Linked DNA regions of Mus musculus: all the other regions are linked to region 4. The links are chromatin loops, found by intact Hi-C in ENCODE. Cell type or tissue: left cerebral cortex. All regions are shown on one strand. Region 1 has its middle 350 kb from the start of Gm41225. Region 2 overlaps Tdrd3 (tudor domain containing 3). Region 3 overlaps Tdrd3 (tudor domain containing 3). Region 4 holds the start of Pcdh20 (protocadherin 20). Region 5 has its middle 73 kb from the start of Pcdh20.

Region 1 (5,000 bases), 510 kb before region 4:
ATTTTAGGAATTCTTATAGGATCATCATTAATAATTAAGAATCATCTTTTTGTCTATGTAGCATTACTAAAATAAAGTACATCTTTATTCTGCAGAAGTCTGCTCAAAAGTGTGGACTAATACCTAGTGATTGCTATATATACTTAATAATTACAAGAAAAGTATATTAATAAAAGGAATCTTTCCTAAAACAATTCCTGGACCTCACATGCAGAAGCAAATCTATCATAGATTTTAATCCATGGCAGAACCATCTTAGGAAAATGACCTGCTAGCGTTTAACTTCTTTCTGATGGCTCCTGGCATAAGTGAGTTACAATGTACATAAATTACATGTACATTCCTATAAAGGAAGTGATAATAATTTGTATAATCCTATTTTATGTACACATGTAACTTTTAGAAACAATCCTTCTCGGTACTCTATGACAATCATTGGTTTTAAGGAACTACTAAAAATCCGTGGATATGTATAGTAAACTTTCTTAGCGTAAGGTTTTATTTCTTTTGTGGAATGGGGATGCCTATGCTACTAATAAAAAGATGTTCAAGTTTTGTTATCCAGATAAAGAAAGTGAACCTATGTTTGTTAAACTACTAAAATTTGATGATTTAAATGTCACAGAATTTTGTGAGCATTCTATGTCAGGAACATAGACAAATAAATATATTTGTGTCTTTGGACAATGTCAGAATTTGCTGATGAAGAATTACTACACAAAGTTTAATAGCTTCCATGATAACAACTTGTCATAATAAATTTGCCTAGTTTGGTAGTCCGGTAGACAAAAGTAAAAGTTCTGTGTTCCAAATTTAATTACTAATATTAAGTATCATTTTGTAGAGGAATTTTAATCCAGCAACATAGCTTCTCTGGCAAAGGAACACATCCAAAGACATTTTAGGTCAGTGTGGTCTGGCTAGAATGCAACACTTTTTATCCCTCTGGCTGGAATACAGACATGCATACTTTAACACTAACAATGGAGGCAAGGTTGGTTTGTAGAAGGCAGTAGCCATGTTTGAAAGTGATGTCTAATTGAGGGGATGACAAAGAGAGGAATGAGAAAAAGATTGGGTAGAATGAGTCACAGATAGGATCCCCCTCAGATAGTCTCTCCCTTATACCCCATCCACTTCTTGTCTGAGAGGATGGAGATCCTCACCCTAACACATTAAGCTTCTGCAGGCTCATCCTCTCCCACTGAGGAAACCCAGTTAAGGAAACATATTCACAGACAGACTTTAGGGACAGGCAGTCTTAGGGATAGCCCCTACTTTGGTTGTTGTGGCATCCACATAAAGACGAAGTTTCCCATCTGCTACATATATGGGGGCATGCTAGATCCAGCCCATGCATGGTCTTTGGTGGTTCAGACTCTGAGAGCCCTAAGGGTACAGATTAGTTCACACTGTTAGTCTTCCTGTGGAGTTCCTACCTTGTGGCCTTCATTTCTTCCTCTAAGTTATCCATACATGTCTCCTCGATCCATCCAGTGTTTGGCTGTGGGTAACTGGATCTGTTTCCATCAGCTGCTGGGTGGAGCCTCTCAGAAGACAGTTATGCTAGGCTTAGGTCCGTGCGTATGGTTCCGGATCAGTAAGACTAATGAAGGTGGGCAGAGAGGTGGCAGGAAAATCTGGACATTTTCTTGAATGATGATTGTTGTACAATGTGGTCAATGCTCTCTGGGAAGTGTACATAGCAAGTCTGAGGAGCAAGTCAGTAAGCAGGATTTCTCTAGGGTTTGTGCTAAGTTCCTGCTTCCAGGTTTCTGCTGTAAGTTCCTGCCGTGACTTTACTTCACGATGAAGTAAAAATTATAAACTGAAATCAAGCCTTTCCCCTCTACATTGCTATTGATCATGGTGTTTTAGTAGAAAGCAGCCAAATGCATAGTGTGTAGTGCTACTCAATACCATTTTAGCTATTCTTTCTATACTGAAAGAGGAGTCTTTTGAACAGATCTGTTGTTGGGAACCAAGTATCAGCATAGCTGTGGAGTTGTAGGCTCTGTTTCCCTGCATCAGAATCTGGTTGTGATTGTCTTATAATATATAAACTGCCAGTCCCTATGTTGTATAATAATTCTTAAAATTCTATTTTAAAAATGTGAGGAGGCAGAAGTAAATAAGCTCTTTAGAAATTAGACGAGGCTTGTATGAAAGATGTCCGTAAGCTTTTATGAAAGGATTTAATTTGTACACAGGATAATGGTGGGAATGTAGGAAGACTGACGAATTAAAGAAAAAAACCTCCTTCTTTGAAAGTTCATAGAAGACATATAGACATTTCAAGGAGATTTTGTTGCAAAAGAGCCATCTTCTATGAAATAATTTCTATTTGTAGTTCTTAAAGGCCCTATAGAGTTGTAGTTTGCTAGCAATAGACACAACTTTATTTGCAAATAAAAATTTCATCACATTTGTAATTACACACAGTTTCTGCAATTAATAAAACAACATCGGATATCTGTAACAGACCCAGAGTATAAAACAAACAAACAGCAACAACGACACAAAAACCTCTTCGGCCTGCTAAAGCTCCGATCTTCATCATTGATATGAGTATAAAGCATATAAATGATATGACTGGCCTTATTTTGATTAACCTGTTTAACTGCTACTAAGTTCTTACAGTTTAACTCTCCCTTCTTTTATTTCAATCTAAGTGTTTCACATTTTATTTCTATTTCAGCAAAAGGCATTCATTTGTAATTTGTTGTAGTAACAGTTTCCATGAGTAAAAATGATACATTGAAACTTACAGGCATTCAGGACCTCTTCCCTAGCAGAGGTATTACTTCAGGTTTGAACATGATTAGTGAAAAAAATTCAGATAGGAAAATTGAAGGTATAAAGGAGTAAGTAATTCGAGAGAGAGCAATTGGCATGGTAAATGCATTAAAAGAAACATAGACATGCTGTGAGTAGCTATAAAAAGATCCCTTGTGTTGAAACTCAGACATGTCTACAGATAGGTAAGTTTCTCAGTGAATGGAAGAACTAAAACTATGGACTTTTATTCGTAGGCTTAACGACCAACATGGAAAAAAATAATAATAACCGGGGAAATAATTATATTTGCCACCAGATGGCGCCAAATACCCTTCGACTCATCTGCCAGCTTGCTTGGCTCCTTTACCATTTTGAAATCTGTAGTTGAATTTAAGAATAAAACAGAAACACGGTGTTTTAAGTAGTTAAAATAATTAAAATTTGAACCTAGCCATTACCTTTGATGGTTTAATCATAAGTGAATTCATGCATTTTAATCACAGATATTAAATGGGTTTATTAGCTCACATTAAGGAATGGGGAAAGGTAAATGTTCATATTTGGTAAGTTTATTCTTCCTTAAATATCTTCAGCAAACTGCAGTTAAAGTTTTATTTGAAGCACTAATAATAATGCCAAAGCGAATTTTGAAATCTTACTTATTTCTATGATTGTAAATGCTTTTTTAAATACCTGTTTATAACTGATGATCAAGGATTTCAAGAATATTTTTAGCTGGGAGATGATGCACACGCCTTTAATCCCAGAAATTTGGACCCAGTGACAGGCAGATCTCTCCGAACTCAAGGACATCCTGGTCTACAGAGCAAGTTTCAGAACATTGAAGGCTACACGGAGAAATTCTGTCTGGAAAAAAACAAATAAAACAAAACAAAACAAAACAAAACAAGAAAGAATATTTTTTCACCAATGATTTCAGTGTGTGTATTTTATTTTAAAAATATGAAATTAAAAATGTTAACTTCTTATGCTGTTTATATATATAATATTTCTTTAGCCCTGAGTTTAAAATGCCCAATTTTAATGCTTTTTTTGTAATTCTGAAAGCAAGTTGATGGTCTCATTGAGAAATGCACAGCTTCTTTAAAACTTTCAATACAATCAACTATATAATCTATAGATATTGATTGAAAATGACAAAGCAATATGATGTTTTGATAGTAGTGAAATGAAAATCTGAAGTCTAAGCTGTAGGGTTGTGTGCTGAGCGGGTTTAAATGTGGAAACATGGGCTGGCTAGCGTTCAAAAGTTCAGTGGGATCCTTAGTGGAGTCTGTTAGTGAGTGATTGAAAGTTTCTACATCAATGGTGTTAAAAGAGAAAGTCTGCAACATGAAGCCTGGAATATAAAGTCTATGTGAATACTGATATAATCCTACCTATTTAAAGAAGCCCAGTATCAACAAGAATGAGCATACCATCTATATTTTAAAGAGAATCCAGCCTGTATTTTATGAACAATAATAGCAATTTCAGAACAACTTTTCATTAAGTAAAAGAAAACCATCAAGGTTAAAAAAAAATTTAAATTAGGTACAAATCCTATATTTTAACTTATCTTAGAAAAGCATGTTAAGTTCAAAGCTATATATACTTCATGTATTTTTTTTTTGATTAACTGGTCGTCTATTAGTTATTTATTTAATAGATACCTCTTTACTCTTTAGTCGAAGTAAACCTATGGTGGACTGCAACATAAGTTATTGACAAAGTCATATGAGTTTAAGAGGGGAAAATATGGGAACACAAGTACATGTGTGTGCACTGCTGTTTATAATTTCGTACTAGATGTGGTCAAGAAAAAGCGAAACCTTAAAAGCAATACTGTTAACAAAACACTGGAGAGAGCTGGACAGAATGCTCACTTGCTGCGCTTATGAAGGCAATGGTTCAGTTCTAAACATAAAAGCAATAAGAAAAAAAAAAGCCTAAAATAACAAAGCAAACAAACCAATGGCAAAAACCAACAAACAAAACCACCTGTTTGAAATTCCAACTCATTGAGATCTTTCTGACACATCCTTCTGGTTTCCTGTGGGAACCAGGCATGTGTGCAGTGCACTTATGTACATGTATGTAATATATATCATACACTATAGATATTATATGATATATACATGTATGTATGCAATATACATATGCATTATATGGTATAAATATTATATAGATCTTTATAATAGAATTCATTAAAGTTAAAATTG
Region 2 (5,000 bases), 1.0 Mb after region 4:
ACGTGATTGTCCAGGGCCCTGAGCTCAGTTTCGATTCAGTTACAAGGAAAGGATTATGTAAACAGCTATAAATCAATTCAGTTTGCACTTAAACATCCTTTAAAGGCTAACATAAATTAACATTTCTTGTTAACATGAAAATTTAAAAACAACTCAGACTCCTATTTCTTGCACTGCTGAAGGTACAAAAGCCAGACCTAAGCTCCCTTTACACACAATGAGTGACCTGGCCAGTATATAAACACAACCCAGCCCGACATAGCATAGGATCGCTATTCCTAAGGGAAGAAGTAAATCCAACCTGGGTGTACAATGCAGAAAGCATAGCATAGCATGGAGGATTCAGTAGAGAATAACAACCTCACAACAAGACACTCGCATCACTGTGCCATGGATAATGCACATGGAAACGAGGAGTAGTTCTATTTCACATACACACACACACACACACACAGAGAGAGAGAGAGAGAGAGAGAGAGAGAGAGAGAGAGAGAGAGAGAGAGAGAAAATAGGTACTATGAGAAGATGACCACTGTAGAAGTCAGAACCTTATTAAACGAATAAAACAAAACTACCATAAAATCCAGCAATTCTACAAGTATGCATGCAAAATAACTAAAAGGAGCTACTATTTGTGCACCCACATTCACAGCAGCTTTAGCCATAGTGACCAAAAGATAGGAGCAACACTAATGCCCACTGACAGATGAATAAACAAAATGTAGTGTTCATAAACAATGGAATACTATTGAGCCAATAAAAGGAGGGAAACTCTGACATCCTACAATATAGATATTATCTTACTCAGAATAAGCTGGACACAAAAGAACAAATACTATTATCATAACATGTCTAAGAGATACTCCAATAGTCAAGACCATAGAGACAGAAAGTAGAATGGCGGACAAGAGTGTATGCACGCTTGTCTGTGTGTCTTTGTTGGAAGCTGAGTAAGTTCCTACCTGACTTAATGGTTTTAAGTGGAAAGATTCTTGCTGGGATGTTGGAAAATTATATAAGCACTGATCTGACATTTCTAATATAAAGGATATCTAATATGTCCTTTTCTTAACTAACAAATTTCAAACCTGTCAAGATACTGTAATATTAACATTTAAAACATGAGTAAAATGTAATAAGTACTGAAAACTGTCACTTCCTTTTGAGGAAGAATGGTGTCAGAGCACAGCAGATAGTTTCTCTACTGAGGATCATGTGCTATCTTAGTAACTCTGACACAAAAGACCACTGCTGCCACTTGCTGTGGGAAGAGCGCCTATGTTCTAATAGTTTGTATTGCACACTTACTCTCTGTAAAGCCCACTTGTCAATTAGGTGTTCCACTTCACCACCAAGAACTGTGGTGTTAGAGTCACTTAAGAGCAGGAATCCGTTCTTTATGTCCACAGTGCCAGAGAGCTTCACTTTTGTGCCAGGTGGTGTGTTCAGGCTGATGCAAAAGAAAAACCAAAGGAGTTAGTAATTAGAGCTGCACTGAAACTCCTCCACAACTGAAAAGGAGCCGTATGACTTAGTCACAATATACTAACATCTAAACTAATTCCAAGAGGACTAGCTATGAAGTAAAAGTGCATCACCATAAATGAAGACCAAGCAATCAATCAGTCCATTCATACATACATACATACATACATACATACATACATACATAAGCAAGGTTCAGTTTCCACAAGTTACAACAAATGTGGACAAGAAATAATCTCACTCCACAAAGCTGTGGTTAAAAAAAAAAAGGAAAGACAAGGGAAAACTTTTCTTTTTAAAAATGTATTTTCTGTCTGTGGGTCTTCTGTGTATATGTATGGATGTATGGAGTCAGGACCATGGACCCTGGAGTTACAGATGGTTGTGAGCCGCCATGAGAGTGCTGGGAACTGAAATGTAAGAGCACTTTTCATCACTGAGCCCCCTCCCCAGCCAGTAAAGTACTTCCAACTGTAGCATATGAATACAATGCCCCCCTTTCTTTCCTATAAGGTTTTGCTCTACAGGACAAATATATATCATTATTAAATTAAATTTTAATATAGAAAAATATATTTAACCAGTAATAAACACAGAAATGTATCACCTATATGAGCCATGGTAATCTATAAAAATCCTTTTGTTAGTCATCTAGCCATGTTAGCCATCTGAACACGAGAATTAGTTATTCAATAACTTTAAAAAGACTCTTTCAAATCTATGATCTGGCTGGGGTGTTGGGCCGGATGGTCTGGGACCTCAACCAGTTATTTAAAGGACATGAGAAGAAGCCAAAGGCAGGGTGTGTATTGAAACTGACAAAACGGGGAGAAGGCTGGGGCCATCAAGTTTCTGCCCGTTTACCGCCAAGAGGATGCCTGAGAACCTATACCACGCTTCCTATTAATGACTTACTCTTCTCTCAAAACCCCCAGATTTTAATCCCCAATTTATATTTCTGTGCAGCCTATATAAATTACACAAAGAGTGAAAAAAAATAAAAAATAAAAAGACTCTTTCACACTGACTCAGAAATCATGAGCATTAAGTGTAACGAGACTGATCTACTAAAGGCCAGTGTTAATCAGATGCTTGGTAAACCTTGCATCACAAAATCTTGCACAAAAACCAGAGGAAACTTGGCTAAAGGAAACTCAGGATAAAATTCACCTCATCATGTAGGTCTGTTCTAAAGTAAAAGCACAGATATAAATCCCACTCCATCTCTTCCCACATCCAGCAAGAGGAAAGGCTCTCCAAATAGGACTCCTAAAATAGTCTGCCGTGAAACACTTGGGATGAATTAGAAAATTATTCCACAATGGCTTCATTATTCACATTTCTCAGGCTCATGAAATTCATCACATGCTGATACATGCAACATCAAATCAGTGAGTATTAATACCACAGCCTTTTCAAAGATGGCTACTAAAAATCATTAGGGAAAAGAAGTTAGAATGTGCCTCATTCTCAAACTTCAAAGAAGCCATACACAGTAAGACAGATTAGACATTGTTCTGTGTATCAGGTAGGTCTGATATGTGTATCATTGCATATTATCAGTCCTATCTCAATAAAGCCATTAAAATTGTCCTGAGCCTCACAAGCTTAACATTCCTAGTCATAACTCAAAGCTGATGAAAGGAAGAGTCACAGAGAGCCTTGCCTTGCCTAACCTTGCCTTACAGAGCTCGGGAGTCAAAGGGCAGTTGCTGAGTACAGTGTCCCATCCCCGAGATCAGCAGTAACTATCAGCAACACAATTACACTAACACATCTCTGCTAATTCCAGGCAATCAGCATGGGTAAGGAGTGGTAGTGGATTTAGGAGGAGTTGGGAAGGGGAGAAAATTATCAAAATACATTATATTAAATGCTCAAGGATTTAATAAAAATATCTTCTAAACATTTTTTTAACAAAAAAATTTGTTTAACAAAAAAACATATTCTTAAACAAAATAAGAATTTGGAAGGTTGCGCATTAAATAATTCTTTCTTACAAAATAGGAAGCCACAAACCTCTTTAGCCTTAATTATCTCCTCAGAAAGTATATTAGCCTACAAACTTGACTAGAATCTTAAACAGTGTACTAACACACCACATAAGTACAGCTGCTAATCTGTTGGGGAAAAAAAAACATATTTAAAGATATGCTACTGTTTTCTAAACAGTGAATTTCCAAAGATTTTCTGGAAAAAGAAATCATGCATATATATCTTAAATTTGTTTTATAGTTACGACAGAATGAAGGATAACTACCTTCGTCCCTAACTGTCTGTCAGACAAAACAGACATGAACACCCCAGAATCTGTTATGGAAAAGTACAGCATTCACTTAAGACTCCATTCCTGCTTTTTCAAGTTCTGACAATGAAATCAGGTTTGAAAAGCACCCTCAGGTCCTCTTAACAAGTTATATGAGTCACCTTATTTTTGAAATATAACTGAATTCTACTGCCGTACAACTTGTATGCCCATCCGTCATCTGCACGCGGAGCATCCTTGGCGCAGCTTGCGATTCCTCGTTATCCTTTGGCGCAGCAACATTGCGGACCTTCTGAATTTGTAAGACACATGGACCTTCAAGCTGTCACACACAAGAGAACAAAAGTCATTTGTTAACCGCTGTTCTACTTTCAATGACACAATTTTCCTATCTTTAATTGTTATTTATTATTATTTATAGAGATAGCTTCAATTGAAGTCAAGACTGAACTCACTTTATTAATTCACAGAGGTAAAATTTCCACTTTCAGATAATTCCAATGCACGAAAGCACTAAGAAAGCAGCTCTGGTTTTGAATAAAAGGTCAGAGGTCACACTTTAGTCTTATGTGTCTGAAACAGTCCACATAAACCCTATTCCCTCCCCTTTCACAGGAACAGGAAGAAGTTCAGGAGACAGACTACATGACAATATGTTAAGGACATCAACTTATGGCAGTAATTCAAAGGAATGCTTCCTGTTCAAACAGCAACTTTACAATGCTCCAAAGTGTAAGATGCATAAAGTTCAAGGAGTGTGTTTCACTTATTTCTACACTTCCCTTTGAAAATGATATTAAATCCAATGATATATGACAAGGAGAGAAAAAAAATGTTCTCTCTTGCCAACTTTCAGTCAAAGTACAAAATAAATCAATGGTGTAATTAGCTATAAAGCTAAAAGTTTTATATAATAATATGCTGATAGCAAAACTGGGGAAATACAGTTTAATTTGCTTACATCTAAAAAAACAGATTTAACAGAAATGAACATTTCCACATAACAAAATAGATCTTTAAGTTAGCATCATAGTTTAGGGATTATAAAAGGGCTATTTTAAAATTACAGGTTTTCAAATAAATATTTCTGTACATAAAAAAAATTAAGACACACTTTCAGAAAACAAAGAACAGTTGGCAAACAGTTACACATTATTTCCTCAAGTAAGTAAGTCTCTAAACCAGACACCTACTGCTCAGCACTAACCAATGTCACACGTTCAGTTTTATCTCGTCTAATCATTCATCT
Region 3 (5,000 bases), 1.0 Mb after region 4:
CAGATAACTACCACTTGACAGATAACACATCTGTAAGCCTAGCACCTGCGAGGCTAAGGCCCAGAGGATCAACCAAGATGAGGCACCCTTGGCCGCACAGCCAGTTTCAAGCTGTTCTCGTATATATGGCAAACCTCTCTCAAACAACAGTAAGAATAAAATAAACAAGAATGATTTTCTAATGCTATACTATAATTAACATGCAAAAATTGTACCAGGAGCCAAGGCAGGCGCTTTATAGACATTGTTGAATTCACCTGTGGAATTACACAGCCCATTAAGATTGCTCTCTATCTTCATGTAAATATACATGACAGCAAGCCAGGCGGTGGTGGTGCACGCCTTTAATCCTGGCACTTGGGAGGCAGAGGCAGGTGGATTTCTGAGTTCAAGGCCAGCCTGGTCTACAAAGTGAGTTCCAGGACAGCCAGGGCTACACAGAGAAACCCTGTCTCAAAAAACCAAAAAACAAAAAAAAAAAACCTGACAGCCCAGGGAAAGAAATAGTTTGCCAGAGGTCATCAGCAACTGTGACACAGAAATAGATGCAATCGTGGAGCTGCCTCCCTCAAGCACGCTGACCTTCTACTGCAACTTCTACAGCTAACACTGAAAGCAGAAGTGACATCCAGAGCAATGAGAATATCATTCTTTGAGGCCTAACTGGAAATGAGGAGAGAGGCTGCACTTGAGTTGGAAACTGCAGACAATGTGGCAGGTTGCCGACAGCTGAAGGACATTGGGTGCTGCAGCTACAAAGGCTGAGCTCACCGTGGTAGTTTCTGTTAGTGGGGCTCCACAGACTGTATGTACCAATAATAAAGACCAATCATTTAACGTTAGTCACCGGAGATCCTCAAAGCCTCAAAAAGAGAACAAAAGAAGGTTTTGCTGAAAACAGCTCTAAACAAGACTTGATGTTCCAAAGATGGAGAAGCAGAGGCCAAGAATGTCTGATTCTCAAGTGATACAGAAAGAGCAGGCACACAGAGCATACAGAAAGTGACCATACAGAATACACGGACAGACAGACAAGACTGCTTACGTGAAGACAATAACGATGGTAATGTATTAATACAAAGAAAAGTATAATGTGGTAGTATATTTACTAAGTGACTATAAAGTGTTTGCCCTTTAGAAATGTTAAAGCCTTCAAAAACCTATCTTGAGGCCAGGCAGGATGGTGCACGACTTTAATCCCAGTACTGGGGAGGCAGAGGCAGGTGAATCTCTGAGTCAGGAATACACAGAGAAACCCTGTCTCCAAAACTTAAAAACAAACAAACAAAAAATATCTTGAATAATCTCCCAACCTTGAAATTCCCGAACAACAAAAGCAACAGTTGCAACCAAATGGCCCTCACTGCTTTGAGTAGTTTCAGCAATGGACCCAGGACAGGACGGGAGCAGGTGAAGATTGCACGCAGAGGCCCCACTTCCCACTCTGACCTTTATTGCTCCTGACAGAACTTACTTTTATTTATTTATTTATTTATTTTTGCCTATTCACTTGACATCCTGCTCACTGCTCTCCTCCTGGTCACCCTTCCCACAAGCCTTCCCCAACCCTCCTCCCCTTCTCCTTTGAGCAGGTGAGACCCTGGGTATCCCACCCTGGCACTTCCTCTCCCACTGAGCCCAGACAGGGCAGCCTAGCTAGTGGAAGAACACATCCCACTACAGACAAAGCTTTGGGCCAGCCCCCTTGGGCTGCAGAACTTATTTTTTTAAGTGCCATTGTTGTTATTGTTGTTTTAGTTTGCAGAATGTATCTGACTACACTTAGAAGGACTGCATTACTAAACCCTAGTAAATAAAACACAAATTCCTAATTTTATTCTTTTTTTCTAAAAAATATAAGAACAAGCTTAATTTTAATAACTCACTCACTAAATGGAACACTAATAAGCTGATATTTACAACAGACTACATTAACCAAGAAGAAAGAAAAGAGCTTTCCATTAAAACCTGAACCTTTTACCTGTTCTGTTCTGTTCTGTTTTTTCTTAAAACTATTCACTGTCTAAACTTGAGAAAGAGGACAGTTCCTTCTGAAATTTAAGGCTAGGCCGCCATCTTGTGGCTCACCGTGGTATTGCTGAAGCTCTGACCAGTCACTTCAGCTTGCAAAAATGAAGCATTAAATCAGCTTCACATTTTAAAAAGTCGTATGCAACTGTCAGGATGAGGACTTACAATTTAAAAAGAAATAACTCTGGAACGTGCGTGCTGTGTATCAATTTCTTTCAGGTTGAAACCTTGCCTCCTGGAGGGCGGCTCAGGAGACTGCGGGTAGACCAAGCCCTGCAGAGCTGAGAGAGCTTAATGAGGCCCTCCCTAAGCTGAGGGGACAGGAAACTGCCTGGGAGAGGCTGCTCAGAGTCCTCACTTCTCTGAATGACAATGAGTCCAGGCGCTTGGAGAAGATTCTCCAACCTGCCGAGCCACCTGCAGGGCATTCAGACAGCATGCTCACCGGCCCAGGGTGACACTTCCGTGAAGCCATTGCCTTTGAGCCAACACTTGCTCCATAGGCAACTGGCTCAGATAGTTCTGCAAGGAACCACAACAAACTCCTTGGTTTACCTAACTGGACATTATTGCTCAGTAATTGTTACTTGATTGGTTGGTGGTTTATAGGGAACCAGAAACAACCAAATGAGACATTGGTATCCCTCTCTCAGGACAGTCTCCCTAAGCTATCTGACACTTCCTGTTAGGCTTCTTCCACAATGTGCAAAACCCTCCAGTAACTGCACTGAACACAAAGCATTCAAACTACACTATCTCTTATAATTACCAAGCCTACTTTGTTTTAAACATCTATGAAAATAACAAAAAATTAAAATTGAACAGAGAAAAATATTAACTATACTGCACTTACATTATGACTACTTCCCATGGTCTCCAGCTTGTGTACTACCAGCTGTCCCAAGACTTCAGAACATCCTGTCCTTAAAAACCTAAGAGATTTCATGAGATATAACACACACACACACACACACACACACACACACACACACACACACACACACGTGTCTCTGTCTCTGTCAGTTTGCCTCACTGCCTGCCTGCCTGCCTACCTCTCTGGGTCTCTCTCACACACAACACACACAACACAACACAACATACACCACACACACACACATTCACTCACTCAGTCTCCAACATTTAGGGCCTGGTTGGGGGGGACCTATGGAACATGTAGCCTGGAGTGCCTATGGGGAGCCTATGGAACATGTAGCCTGGAGTGCCTATGGGGAGCCTATGGAACATGTAGCCTGCAGTGCCTATGGGGAGCCTATGGAACATGTAGCCTGGAGTGCCTATGGGGAGCCTATGGAACACATAGCCTGCAGTGCCTATGGGGAGCCTATGGAACATGTAGCCTGCAGTGCCTATGGGGAGCCTATGGAACATGTAGCCTGGAGTGCCTATGGGGAGCCTATGGAACATGTAGCCTGGAGTGCCTATGGGGAGCCTATGGAACATGTAGCCTGCAGTGCCTATGGGGAGCCTATGGAACATGTAGCCTGCAGTGCCTATGGGGAGCCTATGGAACATGTAGCCTGGAGTGCCTATGGGGAGCCTATGGAACATGTAGCCTGCAGTGCCTATGGGGAGCCTATGGAACATGTAGCCTGCAGTGCCTATGGGGAGCCTATGGAACACATAGCCTGGAGTGGGAAACCTGGAAGAAAACCTCTGTCTACCTTTTCAACCACTTTCCAAGTCTCTACTTGAAATCTATGAAACTATGGTCAAACACATGGTACATAAAAACTTCAAAATAATGCCACAGATGGAATGAGAAGGGGAAAGCGTTAATATTCTGCCTGGAGTCCACCCCCACGGTTACCTGGCAACAGCCAGGTAGGCCTGACCTACTATACAAGGGGTTGCTTGCCCGTCCTCTTACTCTCTTGCCTCTTGCCCTCTTGCTCCCCTCTCTCTCTGCACTCCCCTGCTCCCTCTCTCTACATGGCCATGGCCAGCCTCTACTTCTCTCCTCTCCCCTCTCTGCCTCTCTCTGCCTCTACTACTCTTCCCCTCCCCATGGCATAAATAAACTCTATTCTATACTACACCATCATGAGGCTGGTCCTCAGAGGGAAGGAATCCTTACTTAGCAGGGGCCTGCCAAGGCACCATTCCCCCACACCTCACCACACGCCCATAGAACATGTCTTAATATTTATCTTTTTACAATCACAACAGAAAGCCCTCAGGGAAAATATCATAATTACTAATAAAGTAATTTTACCTTTTGCAATTCTATATTCTCTCAAAATAATTAATGATAATAGCAATGACTAAGACTTCAGCTGCAAAATCCAAATGAAGTATTTTTCTGAAGGCCAAGACATCTTGAAATGAGATTAAATACATAGTAGACTACAGACCGGATCAAAAATCTACTAGCTTTCCATTCTCTTTCTAATCTGAAATTACCAAATCATGAAAATAGTGTTATCTTAGTCTTACTAATCGTAACAGCAACAACACAAGCGTTGGCCTTTTGGGAGATGAAATGTAGCCTCCTCCCATCCACCTCTGAAGAGAGTGGCTGATCTCTCTGGAAACGCTCCAGAACACTGTGAAGTATCTGAGGCCCAGAAAGGAGCTGCGGAAGACACTTTCGGGAGGCTTTTTCAAAATAAATCCCACACAACAAACGGAGGAAATTCCTACAAGATGCCGGTTCCCTCTTCTCCTTGCTTCTAACTACTTGGGAAATGTTCCCAGTCCTCAAGCATCTGTCTTCGTCTCCTCTGCGATGGGAGTGTCACAGACAGACTGGGACTCGGCAGAATTAGTCACACCAGGGCTAAGGCCATCGCTGGTCCTACCACAAACACCAGTCTGGCTCCAGGACGGTCAGGACTAAATGCAGACAATGAAGATCGGTCCCTGTGCTTGAGTCCTTCCCTGAATTCTTCTGGAGAGCTCAGTAACGAGCAACCCAGCCGAGGTCATTAATTAACATTTGGGCGCTTTTA
Region 4 (5,000 bases):
AGAAAAATATGGCCATTAGCCAAACAATTTCTATTTTGGTTAGTACAAGGTAGAAGAAAATTAAATTAGCTTTCCTTTGGAAAGTACAGAGAATTGTTATTTCTGATGCTAGAGGCAGAGATTTTTCTGGTCTTAACTCAGTCACTAGTCACTTAGCCGACAAGACTTTATGTTCAGGGCAGTTAGGGGGAAATTTAGAAGCCTAGTGAAGAGAATGTAGACTTGAAGAGAAGCTGAATGCCTTTGGCCAATACTTATATGATACCCAGTAGATCTACCAGTTCTACAGACTGAATGTACTGGATACTCCCATCAACTGATTTCATGAAAGATTGCAGGTCACAGACTGTTGAAGATCAGAGTCAGTAAGATAGCAAAACATTTTGGATGCTGGACCTGGACAGCTCCAGGACCACTTTGTAAAGGGGCATACCCCCAATTAGACCCTTAGGAGAGCAGAGTGAGAAGAGAAGTGGGAACATTTGAAGAGCAACCTCTATTTTATTTAAGCTTTAGTGACTGCCCTCTCTCCTTTCAGTGTTTCCCTTCCAGAATAATAGCTGTTATTACTCACAATACACAAATACACACACAGATATATTGACAAACACAGACACAGACACAGACACAGACACAGACACAGACACACACACACACACACACACACACACACACACACACACACACCATGTTCTGCTCGTCGTCGTTCAGCTAGAAACTGTCTTTCATCTAGAAACTGGAGCTACCTTTAAAATTAAACCTACAGGCAGACACCGAGAAACACTATCAGCTTTGCCATCACCAATAGCGAAAATTAAAATGAAGACAGGAAGAGCCTCCACCGATTTCATAGCTTTGCTTTTCTGGCTTGCATCTTTGGCACCAAGAAGTTGAGACTGATCTTGTTTGAGAAAAGTGTGTTTTCTTGCTCAGTGCAAAGAACTGCTGGATCCACATTGACAAGGAGGAATTTGTTGGCAAAGCCTGGTTTTGTGGGAACAGGTCTGTGCGTTCAGACACCAAGGGAGCTTGTTTATTTATTTTAATTCTCTCTTTCTTGCTAACAACCTGTAGACTTGGGATTTAAGTGGTGCAGTAAGGAGCGAGGCTTGTCAAGGCTAGTAGTCATGTGCTCTGGTCCCCAACCTGGTGGCATCTCCTCCCAGCTGTAAAGAGCCAGTCCTTATTCTGGCTCTTTTGGTGGGTTGTCCAGGAGCGGACACTGTAAATGTCCCCTTCTGAACCTAGGCTTTCCAGTTCATCGGAGTTTCTGTTCTTAATTGACAGACCAGTGACTATTGGCTGAAGTTCCCCGGCGATTTGCATGAACAGAGAGGGAGTGTCCTCTGCCACCCTCCCTTCTGGAGCGCTCTGACTGCAGCCTCCCAGGGAATGCGCGGCCGAGGGAACGCGCGCAGCTTGCTGGTCCAGGCAGTGAGCTTGCGCCCGGCGACCTGGCACCCGTGCCTGGATATGGGGCATCTACATCGTCCCAGCAGCAGGACCAGCCACAGGAACCTGCCGGTAAGGATGCGCGAACCCTGGGTCCTCCAGAAGTTGCAATGCTCTCCAGCTGTTTCTACTCCTGGATGGTATTTTCAAACGTTTTCCCAGAATGCAAACTTCAGGAGAGGATAGGGGGAGGGAAAGGAGTTTGGGATACTGAGCCCAAGGTATTTTAAACAAATAGCTTGGTCCCTCGGGTCCATAGAGGAAGTTTCTGAAGCAGAAATGTTGCATGAGGTGGAGGGTCGAGGATGCGCTCAATCCTCTTTATATTCCAGGCTGTAAAGATCGATCCCTGTGTCCAATGTCAGCTTGGAATCGTCTGTCTACTGCAACTGACAAATGCCTTTGCATAATAATTTTTCGCGATTACTTTGCTGGCTTGTCAGCTTAGCAGGAGGTAGAGGGCATAATAAGAGGTAGAGATCCAGATCACTTTATTTGATTTCTTGTACGGATTAAAATGAAAAATCTTTTTCCTCCCTAAAGCAGGTAGGGAATATGGCTCAATTTTCCATCATGATGTTGTTGTTGTTGTTGTTGTTGTTGTTGTTGTTGTTGTTGTTGTTGTCATTGTTACAACTGATGCTGCTGTCCTTATTGGCCTCATAGAAAACGAGTCTATCACATTAGATGTTCTGGGACTTTAATGGTAGAATCATGTCAATGAGCACTAAATCCTGCACTGCTCAGTCCTTTTCGCCACCTTCCCCTCCCTTTCTTCCCCACAACCTACGGAGGTTTTCCTGTCTAGTTAAGCAGCCAGCAAATTGCGTCAAAGTATGCTCTGTTCTGTGTTTCCAGAGACCCAAAGCCTTAAAGTTTGAGATTCTAAACCTTAACTAGAGAAGCTAGTTACCAGACGGTGCGGGAGCGGGGTGGGGGTGGGGGGCTGGGGGCAGGGGAGGGATGCGGGATGCGGAATAGAAGATGAAGAGAAAGGAGTTAAGTTTCAGAGATGATCTCTCCCACAGCTCTTTCCCCTCTGGCAGCAAGTTTCTACTTTGCTCAGTTCAGATTAGGGGTTTTGTTTGTGGTAATGGTGAGGAAGTTTAGCATTGTCCCTGGAGGGGGGTCACTACTTCCTAACTCTGATCTCTGCTTCCTGGAGTGTATAATCACCGTTGTCCCCTTCCTTCACTCCAGCATGTTTTTCTGCTTTTCCTCTTCGTGGGACCCTTCAATTGCCTCGCGAGTTACAGCCGTGCTACCGAGCTTCTGTACAGCCTAAATGAGGGACTGCCCGCCGGAGTGCTCATAGGCAGCCTGGCGGAGGACCTGAGGCTGCTGCCTCGGGCCTCTGGGAGACAGAACCAGCAGTTGCTGCATCCAGAGCGCACTGCCTCTGAGGGGAACCCCCCTCTCTCTTTCAGCTTGGCCTCCGGGGGACTGAGTGGCCAGTATGTGACCCTAAACAACCGCTCCGGCGAGCTGCACACTTCTGCACAGGAGATCGACAGAGAAGCATTGTGCCTGGATGGGGGCGGTGGGGCTGCCTGGGCCGGCAGTACCTCCATTGCCTCCTCTCCTTCTTCTGACTCTTGCCTTTTGCTTCTGGACGTGCTGGTCCTGCCTCAGGAATATTTTCGGTTTGTGAAGGTGAAAATTGCCATCAGGGATATCAATGACAATGCTCCGCAGTTCCCCATTTCTGAAATCTCTGTTTGGGTCCCAGAAAATTCACCTGTAAATACCCGATTGGCTATAGAGCATCCTGCTGTGGACCCTGATGTAGGCATTAACGGTGTGCAAACCTATCGCTTACTAGACTACCATGGCATGTTTACCCTGGACGTGGAGGAGAATGAGAACGGGGAGCGCACACCCTACTTGATTGTCATGGGTGCTTTGGACAGAGAAACCCAGGACCAGTATGTGAGCATCATCATAGCTGAGGATGGTGGGTCTCCACCACTGCTGGGCAGTGCCACCCTCACCATTGGCATAAGTGACATTAATGACAATTGTCCTCTCTTTATAGACTCACAAATTAATGTCACCGTTTATGGGAATGCTACAGTGGGCACCCCAGTTGCAACAGTCCAGGCTGTGGATAGAGACTTGGGGACAAATGCACAGATCACTTACAGTTACAGCCAGAAAGTTCCACAGGAAACCAAGGATTTATTCCACCTGGATGAAGTTACTGGAGTCATTAAGCTTTCCAGTAAGATTGGCGGGAGTGTCCTACAGACACATAAGCTCACCATCCTAGCTAATGGACCTGGCTGTATCCCTGCAGTGATCACTGCTCTTGTATCGATCATCAAAGTCGTTTTCAGACCCCCAGAAATCGTCCCACGTTATATCGCAAATGAGGTGGATGGTGTTGTGTACCTGAAAGAACTGGAGCCTGTTAATACTCCAATTGCGTTTTTTACCATCAGAGATCCAGAAGGTAAATACAAGATTAACTGCTTCTTGGATGGTGAAGGGCCATTCAGGCTGGCACCCTACAAGCCGTACAACAATGAATATTTGTTGGAGACCACAAAGCCTATGGACTATGAAGTGCAGTCCTTCTATGAAATAGCTGTAGTGGCCTGGAACTCAGAGGGATTTCATGTCAAGAGAATCATTAAAGTACAACTTTTAGACGACAATGACAATGCCCCTGTTTTCCTTCAGCCCTTGATAGAATTGACCATTGAAGAAAACAACGCACCCAATGCCTTTCTGACAAAGCTCTACGCTACAGATGCTGACAGTGGAGAGATGGGACGAGTTTCCTACTTCTTGGGACCTGATGCTCCGTCATACTTTTCCTTAGACAGTGTCACAGGGATTCTGACAGTTTCTACTCAGCTGGACAGAGAAGAGAAAGAGAAGTACAGGTATACTGTCCGAGCAGTGGACTGTGGGACGCCACCCAGAGAATCAGTGGCTACAGTGGCCCTCACTGTGTTGGATAAAAATGACAACAGTCCGAGGTTCATCAACAAGGACTTCAGCTTTTTTGTCCCAGAAAACTTTCCGGGGTATGGTGAAATTGGAGTCATCAGTGTAACAGATGCCGATGCTGGAAGGAACGGATGGGTAGCCCTGTCCGTAATGAACCAGAGTGACATTTTTGTCATAGACACAGGCAAGGGTATGTTGAGAGCTAAAGTCTCTTTAGACAGAGAACAGCAAAGCTCTTACACTCTGTGGGTGGAGGCTGTTGACGGGGGTGAGCCTGCCCTTTCCTCTACCACAAAAATCACAATTCTTCTTCTGGACATCAACGATAACCCTCCTCTTGTTTTATTCCCTCAATCTAATATGTCTTATTTGCTGGTCCTACCTTCTACTCTCCCTGGCTCACCAGTAACAGAAGTCTATGCGGTTGACAAAGACACAGGCATGAATGCTGTCATAGCTTATAGCATCATAGGGAGAAGAGGTCCCAGGCCTGAGTCTTTCAGAATTGACCCCAAGACTGGCAACATCACTCTGGAGGAAGCCTTGCTTCAGACAGATTATGGGTTGCATCGCTTACTGGTGAAAGTGAGTGA
Region 5 (5,000 bases), 75 kb before region 4:
TCCACATAAGAGATAAAACGATGACGTGTTTTATTATCTAAACTTCTTAATGAAAATATCATTTGTGAATATTTCCTTTCTATAAAATTTATGAATGAGGAAATGTATTTGTAAGTACAAACAGATTGCATAGTATGCAAACAGTTGTACGGAAAATTGATTGCTGCCTTCAATCATCAAAAACGTCCTACTGTGTGAGTTCTAGCTTTATTGTTGTTCTTTATCTAAAAGCAAGAAATACAGTAATAAAATAGCTCTGCTATTTTAAATTGTTAGAGATTGTTCCATGCAGGTAGGCTTTAAATAGATTAAAATAAAAATGTGGTTGACATTTTATAATTTCTACAACCCCAATAGTCTCCATAAAATTTATTGGTACTTTAGTTTTTGCCCTCTTATAGATTCCATTTCTCTATTCTTTACAAATATACAATTGTGATTTTTTTTTAAAAAAAATCTATATTATGCTGGATTTCTGTGAACTTACTTGCCTAGGTTTAATTTTCTCATTTTTTTTCCTGGAGCTTTTATTTGTCATACAGTATTACATTGTTCTCCTCTCATACAGAAATATCTATTCATCTTCTATTTTAAAAAAATGCCTATAGTTACATCCAACACACTTATGAGGTTCAATTGTTTTGTTTTGTTTTGTTTTGTTTTGTTTTGTTTTGTTTTGTTTTGTTTTGTTTTGTTTTGTTTTAGACAGGGTTTATCTTTGTAGCTCTGGGTGTCCTGGAACTTACTCTGTAGACCAGACTGGCCTCGAACTCAGAAATCTGCCTGCCTTTGCCTCCCAAATGCTGAGATTAAAGTTGTGTGCCATGACTGCCCGGCATGAGATTCAATATTTACATTGTTGGCAATGGACATTTTTCTCTGTAGCATAGCCACTCATCAGGATAGCTTTGATAGACATTTGCATATAGTATTAACATCTTGATTGGATGGATATTCTTCTTTCATTTTCTACTTTTACATTTATACTGAGAGTAGGCATCAGCACTTTATATTGGATAAAACTTTGCTCAAGAAGAATAAGTATCACAGAAATTGTTTAAAAATAAAAAAGAACAGTAGAAAACACAAATATTATTGATAAGTTACAATTCATCATTAGATAATATAAGCCAAATCCAATAATAATACACAGTTTTGCAATGATTTCTTCATACTTCTGCTTTCTTACTTCTATCCTGCTATGCTTTATAGAATTGTAAAAGATGATCAATGTTATAAAATGCTTCAATGGTAATTACATTTTGACATCCAAAATGAAAAGCATATTCCCTATTTTTATCTTCTATTTCAAAGTAAAACTACTGTTAGAGAATTGATAAGTATATATTATTTTTGTTTTCTGCTGGCCCTCAGGGCTTCACTCTTGCCCCTCCCTCCAATACTTGGTCATTTTCCCCTTTTCCCCTTCTCCCCTCTCCCATTCAGTTCTCTCTCTCCCTCTGTCTTTCATTATGTCACCTGTATTATGTATTTTAAAATTTCTTACAGCATTAAAATTAGTAGAATTTCAATTACTAAGTTATTTACCTTTCAATTTAAAGAAATACAAAGGCATAAACAGAGATATTTGGAGAAAATATGATAACTATATGCAATAAAATTATTAAAATACAAATCAGGTTATCATGTCTTTTCTTAAAGAAAAGTCCTTAAATCTTTTACTGGAACTAAAAGCAAAACATAATATCCAGCTTGCTTAAATCAAAACTAAGCCAGCAGTGGTTGTCTGCAAAATTGCCTTACAGCGTTTGAAAAAACAGAAAGTTTTACGTTAGAGAATGTGAAAGTTCACGGAAAATATGACTGATATAAATACAATTCACACACCTTTTGTGTGATAAATTTCACAAATCTCTAGCACAAAATGTTCTGGTATACAGTATTTCTCATCTCTAATGTCCAAATGTCAAGGGCAATTCTTGTTTTGTCTTTGTTACATGTAGTGAAAGATAATGTTAAACAACCAAAAGCTATAAGAGAGGCTTCAGAGTTTAGCTAATGTTTGGGAATACAACCAACTACTTTCATTTCACAATGAAAGGGAAAACGTACTTCAAGGATAAACTATAAACACAATAATTTCACTCTTACTTTATAGATAAAAATATTCACATAGAAATCATTTAATGAGTTTGCCCTTTTTCAAACTACCTTCTAGCATGACTAACATTAGACTACTTCCTGGGGGGATTTTGAAAATACTATTTTTTATTCTATTACAAAATTTTACCAAAGACATTATAGGACACATTTAAAATAGTCAATTTCAATGGTTTGTTTTTGTTTTTTGTTTTTGTTTTTTTTACTAAACAGCACATGCACTAAGATAAAGAGGCTGGATTTCATTTTCTTTTTATTTTTAAATTAACATTTAATCGTAAAGTCACACTTTATTATAAATAGCTACACATAGTAATGAACACACTGTTTCATGTTTAGCACATGCTTTACACCCACAAATCATAAACGCATAAGGAAAGGGCTACAAAAACAGAATGAGGGGGAGAAAGAACTCTCAAACTAACACATCAAAAAACAAAAGTACTGCAGTTCCACAGGAGAAATCATATCATGAAAATTTCAGAGACATGACAACTAGCTGATATCAAAATTACTTAGTATTTTGATGTTCCCCTTACTTTATCCCTATACAATACAGGATCTTAAAAAATATGAGCCATTTACAGATGTTTAATGCTCTAAGCAAATTTCATTATAGCCCTCCTTGTTTGGAGGAAAACAATTAGCAAAATTATCCCACCGAGGATAATAAACATTTCCTCTGAATTTATAAATCCAGATGAGTATTTTAATTGGCACCATGACACTGCAGATAGATCATTGTATATAAATGAAAAGACAATTGAAATGGAACTATGAAAGCAAAGGCAAGGTTTATTCAGTATGAATTCCACTTTGCCATTGGTTTTCAAAAGCAATCTAAATGTCAAATTTCTGACACCAAAATTGGTACCGAGAAAAGCGCACAGCACTAAACTGCTAAGTGGAATGCAGAATTTAGAACAGTAGGTTGTATATAATTAGGAAAGAGTTTGTGCTTCTAAATATAAAAGGCCTACATTCAGCACAAGAAAAGAAAACCTTCTGGAAGTAGGCAGTCTGGTTGCACTTTTCAAAGATTCTTAAGGCAAACATAATGGCAAGAGCTGAAACATGACTGCTCAGATAGAAAATGCAGGCTTTTCACGGCCAAATATGTGAATGCCTTAGTGGAAGTAACCAAAGAATGCTTTAGGTTTCAAATTTCTCTATCTTTAAATATTTTCTCTTCATTTAGTCCAATAGTTCTACTTGAGACAGCATTGAGACAAATATGAAACATTTGCATTGCTAAATCTTTTATAGACCTCCACCTTTTTTTCATTCATTCATCATGGTATTTTAAGTCCTTCCAATAAATAAATAGGAATTGTTGTTATATGATTTAAATACCAATGACAGAGGTAAATAATGAACAGATGAAAGTATAATTAGATGAATAATAAAATATTAGTATTTTCATTAAATAAATAAAGACAATAAGGTCAAAAAAATCATGAGCAATAAAGTACCACAGTAATTATATGCATCCTTTCTAAAGTTTATTTGAGGAGAGACCTGAATTAAATTAGGGCAATTCATGCAAAGATGTGGGGAAAACAGCTCTTCTGAAACTGTATCAGAAAATCCAAAGATTCTGAAGAATAAATTTACTGACCTATGTTGACAAAGGTAAGGTAACATTGAGGCTCAGTGATATCCATTAGAAGAATTGAAAACAATGAGTTAAAAACACATGTGGCTGTAGACCTGGAAACAATAAGCATTAGTATGACTGAGTTTACAGCTTGCAATTTGAATCAATACTAAAGGCAGACCAGTGCTCATGGTTGAAATGGCTAGAGACATGACAGGATACTGTCAGTATGTTAGCTGATACACAGAACAAAGGGGAGTGCTTTTAGTAAAACTGAGAAAGTCATGTTGAGAATAGATCAGAATTAGGCTCAGGATATGTTCAATTTGAGTTAGCCCAGTACTCTAGAATTGATATTAAGGCAGCAATTCTAAGCAGACTACTATTGTTAGTACATGATACAATACATATTGTAAAGTAAGATAGTAGATGAGTCACATAGGATTTATAATACAAAATACTGTTTATCTTCCATATCTCTTGGGAAATTATGGTGAAGGAGGAAGTGAAGAAAACATAACACTGAAGTTCTCTAATTTTAATGTGTAAAATTTACCATGCTGATGCCTTCTGCACCAGAAATTCCTTCTTGAATTCAAATCTATTCCTACAACTCCAAATTTCACCCACATGCTCGTAATATGTACATTAATAATTCCAGATACTTCCCCATAACTTGTTCACTGATTGTCAAGAAATCTCTCACTGTCAACACATCCTAATAAGAAAATTCACCTATCATCCATCACAATCACTATCTATAGAACAACACAAGCTTTCTTCTAGTTTCCAAAACTCAAAACCAGTGCGTTCTTTAGCTTTCGTCTCTCTCTGTAGATATCCACACCCATATTTACTATACCTCCTCTATGTGGTTTGTCCGGTTATCTCTTTGAAAATATATACTTCATCATACCCCACCTTTATTACCAAAAACTTCCTTGTATTTAGTTCCTTTGGGGGGGGTGCAGTGTACCATGATTGGAAGCCTGGTTCTTGGTTGAGCTAAAGGCTTGAAGCCCTGGAGACCCTAAAGGAATGATAAGAGGCCCTTGGCACAGGCCCCTGTCATATTGTCACAGCCTCCCCCATCCCCTTACATCAGGACAATCCCTCAAGTTCTTCTACATGTAGATGAAGCATCCCTAACACAGCCTTCAGATGAAATTGTAGAAGCGCCTCCTGAACCATGCCTACCTGGATGCTGCCAAATTACTGCCTTGATGACAATGGACTGATCCTCTGAACCTGTAAGCCAGCCCCAATTAAAGATTGTCTTTAT

What was found. Hi-C counts contacts between places; a loop is a spot of excess contacts. Peaks named below come from ENCODE experiments on the same cell type or tissue, not always from the same donor. Only the 100,000 strongest peaks of a DNase experiment are listed, where the experiment ranks them.
Region 1: a loop joins it to region 4, with 5 times the contacts of the local background. A loop is called at or near these places in 6 of 42 quality-filtered maps.
Region 2: it touches region 4 in a loop (5-fold over the local background); 19 of 42 quality-filtered maps call a loop at or near these places.
Region 3: a loop joins it to region 4, with 6 times the contacts of the local background. A loop is called at or near these places in 19 of 42 quality-filtered maps.
Region 5: it touches region 4 in a loop (7-fold over the local background); 2 of 42 quality-filtered maps call a loop at or near these places.

Annotation. Positions count from the first base shown.
Region 1 is chr14:88,980,191-88,985,190 of GRCm38, reverse strand. No RefSeq gene overlaps it. Among named protein-coding and RNA genes, the nearest start is that of Gm41225, 350 kb to the right of the region's middle. In left cerebral cortex, a CTCF peak has its summit at 3,107 (motif pointing right); a DNase peak (open chromatin) is centred at 3,088.
Region 2 is chr14:87,471,149-87,476,148 of GRCm38, reverse strand. It overlaps Tdrd3 (tudor domain containing 3), which reads right to left. Exons shown (of 14, transcript NM_172605.3): 4 at 3,913-4,073; 5 at 1,309-1,450. Among named protein-coding and RNA genes, the nearest start is that of Tdrd3, 57 kb to the right of the region's middle. In left cerebral cortex, no CTCF peak of the experiment used is centred here; DNase peaks (open chromatin) are centred at 1,452 and 2,784.
Region 3 is chr14:87,461,511-87,466,510 of GRCm38, reverse strand. The region is part of intron 3 of Tdrd3 (tudor domain containing 3); the gene reads right to left. Among named protein-coding and RNA genes, the nearest start is that of Tdrd3, 47 kb to the right of the region's middle. In left cerebral cortex, a CTCF peak has its summit at 2,091 (motif pointing left); DNase peaks (open chromatin) are centred at 2,094 and 4,717.
Region 4 is chr14:88,467,383-88,472,382 of GRCm38, reverse strand. Pcdh20 (protocadherin 20) reads left to right here and starts at 987. Exons shown (of 3, transcript NM_178685.5): 1 at 987-1,002; 2 at 1,288-1,524; 3 at 2,653-5,000. The coding sequence starts at 1,393. In left cerebral cortex, a CTCF peak has its summit at 2,801; DNase peaks (open chromatin) are centred at 2,275, 2,749, 2,965, 4,958 and 1 more place; H3K4me3 peaks cover 2,414 bases; H3K27ac peaks cover 1,383 bases.
Region 5 is chr14:88,541,900-88,546,899 of GRCm38, reverse strand. No RefSeq gene overlaps it. Among named protein-coding and RNA genes, the nearest start is that of Pcdh20, 73 kb to the right of the region's middle. In left cerebral cortex, no CTCF peak of the experiment used is centred here; a DNase peak (open chromatin) is centred at 3,109; H3K27ac peaks cover 460 bases.